2 separate regions of the Homo sapiens genome follow, and region 2 is linked to region 1. A link is an interaction called in ENCODE POLR2A ChIA-PET data of the cell type or tissue named here. Cell type or tissue: Panc1. All regions are shown on one strand.

The links. Peaks named below come from ENCODE experiments on the same cell type or tissue, not always from the same donor. Only the 100,000 strongest peaks of a DNase experiment are listed, where the experiment ranks them.
Region 2: POLR2A ChIA-PET joins it to region 1 with 6 read pairs; 2 of 35 experiments call an interaction of 5 or more read pairs at or near these places.

The regions. Positions count from the first base shown.
Region 1 is chr7:79,470,046-79,475,045 of GRCh38, reverse strand. It overlaps MAGI2-AS3 (MAGI2 antisense RNA 3), which reads right to left. Exons shown (of 4, transcript NR_038346.1): 4 at 3,838-4,263. Among named protein-coding and RNA genes, the nearest start is that of MAGI2, 19 kb to the right of the region's middle. In Panc1, no CTCF peak of the experiment used is centred here; no DNase peak of the experiment used is centred here; H3K27ac peaks cover 386 bases.
Region 2 is chr7:79,363,045-79,368,044 of GRCh38, reverse strand. All of the region lies in intron 1 of MAGI2 (membrane associated guanylate kinase, WW and PDZ domain containing 2), which reads left to right. Among named protein-coding and RNA genes, the nearest start is that of MAGI2-AS3, 87 kb to the left of the region's middle. In Panc1, no CTCF peak of the experiment used is centred here; no DNase peak of the experiment used is centred here; H3K27ac peaks cover 646 bases.

The DNA.
Region 1 (5,000 bases):
TCTACACTTACAGATCTTTCTTAATTTATTATGGAGTATAGATTATAGGTTAGAGGTATAGCTTATTAAGCTTTAATTATTTTCTAAAATTATATTCTTTTTCAAGTGACATTTATTACACTATATTAAATTATATTAACATTTGTACAGAAATTATTTGAATTCACTTATATCAATGCTCACCATAAGAACATTTATACCAAATTTTCTGGTTCTTCTCAATTTTAATTAACTTTTAGCCCCCTGGATTATTTGCTTGAGTAAACTTTTCAGGGGTCTATGTCAGTACCATAATTTATGAACCCTTGCATATCAGAAAATTAAAATAAAAATCAGTTGCCACTTGCTACTTGGCCTTGTCACCCTGCAGAAAAAGAAAAAGGAAAATAAAAATCTCATTAAACACTTTCCATTATCTTTTTGTATTTGGTCTTGCCAAGGTTAAATTTTAAAGCCAGCCTGGAACGTATGTTAGCTTTCTTGTATTTTTTTCTGGTTTCTAGGTAACCTATATATTTGGGAACCCAGGTTTTAATAATTTCTTTATTCTTAACATTTCTAAAAGTTTATCAGGATATGTGTTACTAAATATTTTTAATTAGATTGCCTGCTTCAGTTCTGCATGTTTTAAAATAATTTATTCTGCTTCTTATAGCAAAACCATTTCAAGAAGTGTTTTAGGATAATTCTCCCCTTCTCTTAAGATGAAGAATTTCATCCATAAGTCACAGTTTGTTTGCATCTGCTTTCTTTATTCAAGATAGGTGTTGTTTATTCACTTGTATATTGTTCTGTGTGTTCATCCTTGAATAAAGATTACTCACTCCTACTTAATAGGCCTGGTAATAGACACAAAGAAAGTGAAATATTTAGGAATACAGTTAACAAAGGAGCTGAAAGATCTATACAAGAACTACAAAACACTGCTTAAATAAATCAGAGATGATACAAATAAATGGAAAAACTGCATGTTCATGGGTTGGAAGAATCAATATTTTTAAAATGCCGTACTGCCCAGAGCAATTTACAGATTCAATGCTATTTTCATCAAACTACCAGCATCATTCTTTACAGAATTAGAAAAAAGTATTTTAAAATTCTTTTTAAAAAGAGCCCAAATAGCCAAAGCAATGCTAAGCAAAAAGAACAAAGCCAGAGGCATCATATTACCCAACTTCAAACTATACTGTAAAGCCACAGTAACTATAAAAGGTTGGTACTGGTATAAAGCCATACACCTACAACCATCTGAGCTTCGACAAGGCCAGCAAAAACAGGCAATGGAAAAAGGAATCTTTATTTAATAAATGGTGCTGGGATAACTGGTTAGCCATATGCAAAAGATTGAAGCTGGACCCCTACCTTTCACCATAACAAAAATTAACTCAAAATAGATTAAATATTTCTCAAACTATAAAAATTGAGGAAGACAACCTAGGAAATATTCTCAACATAGGCCATGGTGAAAAATTTTTGGCTAAGTCTCCAAAAGCAATTGCAACAAAAACAAAAATAGACAAGTAGGAACTAATTAAACTAAAGAGCTTCTGCATAGGAAAAGAAACTATCAACAAAGTAAACAGACAACCTACAGAAGCGGGGAAGATGCTTGCAAACTATGGATCTGATAAAGGCCTAATACCCAGAATCTGTAGGGAACTTAAACAAATCAACAAGCAAAAGCCAAATAACCGCCATTAAAAAAAATGGGCAAAGGACATGAACAGACACTACTCAAAAGAATACATACAAGTGGCCAACAAACACATACAAGTGATGAAAAAACACTCATCATAATTAATCACCAGAGAAATGGAAATCATAACCACAGTGAGATACCATCTCACACCAGTCAGAATGGCTATTATTAAAAAGTCAAAAACAACAGATGCTGGCAAGGCTGGGTCAAAAAGAGAATGCTTATACACAGTTGGAGGAATGTAAATTAGTCCAGCTGCTGTGGAAAACACTCTGGAGATTTCTCAAAGAACTTAAAACAGAGCTACCATTTGATCCAGCAATCCCATCACTGGGTATATACCCAAAAGAAAATTAATCATTCTACCAGAAAAACACAGCACTCGTATGTTCATTGTCACACTATTTACAATAGCAAAGACAGGGAATCAACCCAGGTGTCCATCAACCATAGATTGGATAAAGGAAATGTGGTACATATACACAATGGAACACTACGCATCCAACAAAAATGAATGAAATCATATTTTTGCAGCAACGTGGATGGAGCTGGAGGTCATAATCCTAAATAAATTAATGCAGAAATAGAAAAACAAATACTTCAAGTTTCTGCTTGTAAGTGGGAGCTAAAAACATGGACATAAGTATGGGAACAACCAGACACTGTGGACTACTGTAGAGTAGAGAGAATGGTGAGTGGGTTAAACAACTACCTATTGGGTACTATGCTCACTACCTGGATGACGGGATCTATACTCCAAACCTCAGCATCACATAATATTCCCATGTAACAAATCTACACGTGTAACCCCTGTAACTAAAAGTTGAAATGAAAAAAAAGGGACATAGGCTTCTGTAGGTATCTCTCACTACCTACTTAAGTGTTGACAGAAGCCTCCTTGTATTCTTAAATCAGAAGGCAGATTAATGTATGTAACTTTCTGAACAATTTCTAGCTTTAAGTATGCTTGACTATAGTGAAAAGGAATCCTAATCTGTTGCCTTCTTCTGTCTTCTAGGTTGATACTTTATTTCTGGATCATTCAGATTGTCTTGTCTTTAAATTTTTCCCCCCTGAAACAGTATTTAAGAATCTTATATACCTCCCAAGCATTGCTTATAAGTACTGTCCTTGCCTACGGTTGATATCACATTGCAAGTTTCCATGTAACATTTTTCCCAACCCTTCTTTATTCATGTTGTTTTACAAGGAACCACATTTTCTGTGTGTTTGATGGATATCAGTACACAGAGGGTAGTAAAATCTAAGGAAGCAATGTCCCTAGCTACCACTAAAATTAAATTATGTTTCAGGAAATGGATGGCTGTTTGAATTTGTGATTGGCAAAATCCCTAAATCTCTGTAATAGGGATGGGCAGTGGGTCAAAAATGCAGCCTTGTTCAGCCTTCTTCCTCCCAAGTGCTGCTCACATTTAAGGGACAATATATGCAAAGGCCTCCAATTATTTATCAGTCCAGCCAGTTCCCATGGAAACAGCTTCCAGACTTTGAGAAGTTGTTTTCCTTCAAGTATTGTTTTGACTCAGTAACTTTTCATCTTCCTTCATTTCAATGAGATGATGTGATGGGGTGGCTTACGTGATATTTAAAGTGACCATTTTTATTATCAAGGCAGACAGCATCTGCACTGACTTTGTACAAAAATGTCACTTTAGGGCTTAAATTACTAATATGTGAAATGGTTATATTACTCTCCCTCCCAAATTAAAGATCACTGGCTATTAATTGTTCTCTATATTCAGAGTGGCTGACAGCTAGAGCAGAAGTCCAAGAGTGAGAAAGAAGCTCATTGTTTGGCTCTATAAATAAATATCTCTTCAATAGGGTATCTTACCATCAGATAAAATAAATGAGTCAGAATTCACACACACACACACACACACACACACACTCCAACCACCAGTGATGACAAGTTTAAAATAAATACATCCTTAAATCATGTTTAATGGGATATATTTGTACCTATTCCCTAAGGAAGTAGACTTAGAATGGGGACATTTGAAGGAGGAGTTAGAGATAAGTAGCATTGAGTGCCCAGAAAGTCATGGTCCCTTTCAGGCTCCTTGAGTACATGTGTGTGCATACATAGGCACATATGACACACATCATCACACTCACACTGAGAAAATAACAGGATTCATCTCCTTTATTCATAAAATTTGAAAGTTAAAATGTATTTAACAGTTTGATAACTAAAAGATCATAAAAGATCAGCCTCAAAATCACAATGAAATAACTGATTTTTTTTCTGAGATTTGATTGTGTTAAGTGTCTGTGGGTCCCTCAGATTAATCCTTTAAAATGGATACTTTTACCAATTTAATGGATATTGTATGAATTTTGATGCATTTAAGCATATGACATAGAAGTCTGTTTCTGCAGATTAACCTTATAATAGCAATGCTTTTATAGCAGGAAGTGTGAAGGTAGGGAGTCTAGGCCCCTTCTATTTTTTTGCTCCATCATCTTTATAGGAAAGCTTTTATCTTCTTGCTTGTCAAATAGCAGCAAGATGTCTTCTCTTTCATCAGCTGTGCTGTAGGCTGGAGAAAGAGAAAGAGACAAAGGGTTGTCTATATTAGAAAAGCAAAAACATTCTAAGAAACCCCTAATGGGTCCATACCTAGTCTCATTGCCTACACTTACATTACATGGCCATGCCTGGTGCCAGGGAGTCCGAGAAGGTGAATATTTTATCTGGCATAAAATTTGAGCAGCAAGGAGCTCTGTCACTAAGGAGGAAGTAGAGAATAGCTTTAGAGTAGGAAATTATTACTGTCTAAAGATTCATTGGTCTCAGGATGCTGTGTAATCACAACCAGTATTTCTAGGCAATTTTCAGGATAAAGTTGACTGTGGATACCTATTCAATTTTGCTGTTTTGGAGGGTTTTCTTTTTTATGGATAGCCATTGTAACAAACATTTTTATATACTTTATTCTTTGCATCATATGAGTGAGAAGGAGGTCATTCTAGGCCATTAATAACTTTTGTGTACTAGAATATTCTTTTTTACATGCTTCATTTAAATGGTGGCTTTAGAGTCCATGTTATGACCAATACTAATCTCTTTTGGACGACACTTAAATTCTAAGTTGCAGCACCTATACCCAAAATCTAAGAATTTCTTAATTATCTCTATCAGTTTCAAATGACTTGTTTTTTTAATGCCCACATACTGATAATAGAACACTAAATATTTAAACTGAGGAACATTCATACAAGAAGCTGTTGTTTTTTGTACAGCTCTACTAGCCTTAACATCTAAAATTCAGTATTT
Region 2 (5,000 bases), 110 kb after region 1:
AGGAGTACTCTCAAACCTGGTGGCCAGTTCATAGGAAATTATCCTGTGGAAGACAAGCTTGGGTCAAGGCGTGGTGATGATTCCACACCCTTGTGGCTTTGGGGCTCTATTCAGCCCTTGTTATCTGAAGTAGATATGAATTCTGAAGAAGACTGACCAGTCAATGACATATATATATATATATATGTCACATATATAAGCATATATATATGACTTAATGGGGAAGAGTATTCCAAATCCATCCAACTTTGTCTTGGGTTAAAACATTTACAAAAAGTCATTTGAAATGCTTATTCATCAATAAATTGGTATAAAAAACCTACCTGAAAACTAGGTGAATCAAATGGATAAGAATCTTGTATTGAGCATATATTTATGCCAGGTACTGTGCTAAAAACATACAGATTATCTCATATATTATTTTCCATGACTCTATAAAGTCATTACTGTTGCAAACACTATTTTACAGAGAAGGAAACTAAGGTTTAGATAAATTGACTTAACCAACAGCACAGAACATCACTGGTGAAAAATTTCAGCTTTGAAGCCAGGTCTTTCTGGTTCCAAGAATGCTTTGTGCTTTAACTCTCTGCTGCATTGCCTGATCAGCTCTGTTCCTTCCACCCTCCAAAATCACTCCATTTTGTTTAAAACTATCTCACTATTAAAATAAAAAATAAGCAACATCAATGATGCATTAAGATTCTCTCCCTGAATAGGACTTTCCACTGATTAAAAAGTCCTCTAGAAGAATTGGCCAATGTCAAATGTCATGTACCCCATTAGTTTAATCCATGCATTTCCACATATTCATAGTCATTTCTTCTAGTTATTAGCAGCAGCACTATTCTTGCAGTTTCTAATATTAAATTCTTGCGACGGATGGGTAAGTGGAAGGAAGAGGGATTTGGTCTGTAGCTTAATTCTTTCCCATTACGCTCTTTTTTGACTTGCCAGGATCAGTTAATTTGCAAGGGTTCACCCTCAGCCTTCTTAGCAGTCTATGTTCAAAGTCAAGAAGTTCACCTGTATCTAGAAGGAGTGAATATTTCTGTTAAACCTGGGTCAGTAATTTCTATAAGTTGCTAAGAAGCATATAAAATGCAGTTTTGTGAACTGTCATATTTAATAAAGATAATTTTGTGTGTGAAATAAATTATTATGTATTAGGAATTAATTATCTGCTTGTATGTGTTTTACCCAACATCATAATATATCCTATGAAAAAATTCTGTTTCAATAGTTATAGGACAGAAAAGGACACTAATAGTGAATCTGGAATTTAATAGGATTTTTTAATTGAAACATTTTTGAGATAATTATAAATTAATATGCAGTTATAAGAAATAATACAGAGACCCCTTGTTTAATTTGCCAGTTTCCTTCAATAATAACATTTTGAAAAAATGATAGGATAAGATCAAAACCAGATACTGACATTGATGCAATCCACCAATATTATTCAAATTTTTCCAGTTCTATTTGGAATCATTTATGTGAGGTTATTTGTGTGTATTAAGTACTATAACGTTTATTAGCTCAGTAGGTTTTCATATTCATCACAGTCAAGATACTGAACAGTTACAACCCCACAAGGATCTCTTCTGTTTCCCTGTTGTGACCACACCCACCTCCTCCTGCCCTCTTTCCCTTTGTCTTTAACCCCAGGCAATCAAACCATTAACCCATCCACCATTTTGAAAATGTTGTTATTTCAAAAATGTCGTATAAATGGAATCATACAGTGTATAACATTTTGGGATTGGATATATATATATTTTTCTTTGTTTGTTTGTTTGTTTTTTGTTTTTTTGATACAGGATCTTACTCCCATTGCCCGGGCTGGAGTGCAATGGCTCACTGCCACCTCGACTTCCTGGGCTCAAGCGATCCTCCCACCTCAGCCTCCTGAGTAGCTGGGACCACAGGCTCTCACCACCACCATGCCCAGCTAATTGTATTTGTAGTAGAAACGGGGTTTCACCATGTTGCCCAGGCTGGTCTCCAACCCCTGGGCTTAAGTGATCCTCCTGTGTCGGCTTCCCAACTTGCTGAGATTAAGGCCTGAGCCATCGCACCAACTTTTTTTTTTTTTCACTCAACCTAATTTACTGGCAATTCATCCAGTTGACACATCTATCACTATTTTGTTACTTTTTTTTTTTTTTTTTTTTTTTGAGACAAGAGTCTCACTCTATTACCCATCACCCAGGCTGGAGTGCAGCGGCCCGATCTTGGCTCACTACAACCTCCACCACCTGGGTTCAAGCCATTCTCCTGCCTCAGCCTCCTGAGTAGCTGGGATTACAGGCACCTGCCACCATGCCTGGCTAATTTTTTTGTATTTTTAGTAGAGACAGGGTTTCATCATATTGGCCAGACTGGTTTTGAACTCCTGACCTCAAGTGATCTGCCCGCCTCGGCCCCCCAAAGTGCTAGGATTGCAGGCTTGAGCCACCGCCCCTGGCCTATTTTGTTACTTTAAAAAAATAGCTTGTTACTCTTTGTTGCTGAGTAGTATCCCATTGTATATGTCAGTTTGTTTAACCATCCACCTGTTGAAGGACATATGAGCTGATTTCAGTTTGGGGATATTACAAATAAAGGTGCTATGAATATGCATTTACAGTTTTTTTGTGTGAACATAAATTATTATTCTTCTGGAATAAATGTCCAAGAGTGCAAGTGCAAGATTGTATGGCAATTTCATGTTTAGTTTTATAACACACTGCCAAACTAGCTGTACCATTTTGTATCCCTTCAACAATATTCAATTGATTCAGTTCTCCACATTCTCTCCACGCTTTGGTATTGTCACCATTTTTAAATTTAGCTATTCTGAAAGGTATATAGTGATAGCTCATTGTGAATTTAATTTGCGTATCTCTGATAGCTAATAATATTGGACATTTTTTATGTGCTTATTTGCCATCTGTATTTCCTTTTTGGTGAAATGAATGTTCATGTCTTTTGCACAGTTTCTAATTAGATTGTTTCCCAATGTTATATTTTGAGAGGTTTTTTTTTTCCTACTCCTTTGTTAGATATGTGGTTTGCAAATATTTTCTCCAAATTTCTAGCTTGCCTTTTCATTCTTTTCACATGGGTTTTACCAGAGCAAAAGTATTTTTTTTTTAATTTTGATGAGGTCTAATTAATTTTTTTATGAATTTTGCAACTGTTGTCAATTCTAAGAATTCTTTGCCCAAGGATTTTCTCCTAAAAGTGTTTTTGTTTTATATTTTACATATATATTTATGATCTATTCTGGGTTAATTTTTATAAAAAGTATAAAGTTCACATCAGTTTTTTTGCCAGATCCTTCAGCACTATTTACTTAAGGGTTATTCTTCCTCCACTGAATTGCTTTTGCACTATTGTCAAAAATCAGTTGAATATGATTGTGTGGGATCTAATATAGGATTCTTTATTCTGTTTTATTGATCTATATGTCTATCTCTTCACCCAAGACCCTCAGTCTAAGTTACTCTAGCTATGTAGCAAGCTTTAATATTAACTAAAGTGATTCTTCTCATGTTGTTTTTAAAATTATTTATTTTGTATGTAAAAATAAAGTCGTTATATATGTATAGTGTACAACATTGTGTTTTACAATATGATCACATTGGTGCAATGACTTATTTGAGCTAATTAACATATGTATTACCTCACATACTTATTTTTTCAGGTGAGACATTAAAATCTACTCTTTTACCAATTTTAAAAATGTAATACATATATAGGTATTAACCATAGTCTTCATATCTCTTTGATGTACTGATTTCATTTCCTTTGGATACATAACCTATAGTGCGTTTACTGGATCATATGGTTGTTCTACTTTTAGTTTTTTGAGAAAAGCAACCTCTGTACTGTTTTTTATAATGGCTGTCTAATTTACATTCCTACAAACGATATGCAAGGGTTTCCTTTTCTTTGTGTCCTCACCAACACTTATCTTTTTTCTTTTTAATAATAGACATTCCATCGGTGTGAGGTGATATCTCATGATGGTTCTAATTTGCATTTGTCTGAGGATTAGAGATGTTAAACATTTTTTTATATACCTGTTTGCAATTTGTATGTCTTCTTTTGAATGTCTACTCAGGTGATATGCCTAGTTTATTTTTAATTTTTATGGATATGTAATATTTGTACATATTTGTGGGATACATATGATATTTTGAATTGTTTGAGTTCCTTATATATTTTGGATATTTACCCCTTATCAGATGTATGGCTTGCAAATATTTTCTCCCAATCCATAGGTTGTCTCTTCCCTCTGTTGATTCTTTCCTGAGCTATGCAGAAGCTTTTTAGTTTGATGCAATTCTGTTTTTTTTTTTTTTAATTTTCAGTTTTGTGCCAGTACTTTTGGAGTCATGTTCAGAATATCATTACTAGTCCTATGTCAAGGAAAACTTCCCCTGTTTCCTTCTAGCAATTTTATAGTTTCAGGTCTTAAATTTAAGTCTTTAATGCATTTTGAGTTGATTTTTAACCAGGTGTCCCACTTTATTAATTTTGAAAATCACTTTAGCTATTTTGGGGCTATGCCTTTCCATATAAACTTTAGAATAGATTTTTTTTTATATCTATAAAAGCCTTGGTGGAATTTTGATAGTAATTTTGGGAGAATATATATTCTTACTATGTTGAGTCTTCCAATACACGAACAGAGTATGTCTCTCTCTTTAAATCAAAGAATGATTTAAGTACAGAGACATACTCTGTTCGTGTATTGGAAGATCAGCATTTTAATCAGCATGTATTTATTTGATCAGCATTACGAAGCTTTCAGCATACATTTTTAAACTGTATACCTAAGAATTTCATTTTATTCGAAGTGATTGAAAATTGTACTGTTTTAAATTTTAGTTTCAGTGTTTATTGTTCGTATGTAGAAATGTGATTGATTTTTACATTTCGACCTTGTACCCTTGAACCTTGCTGAACTCAAGTACCAGTTCTTGGAGTTTTTATGTATATTAGTTGGGATT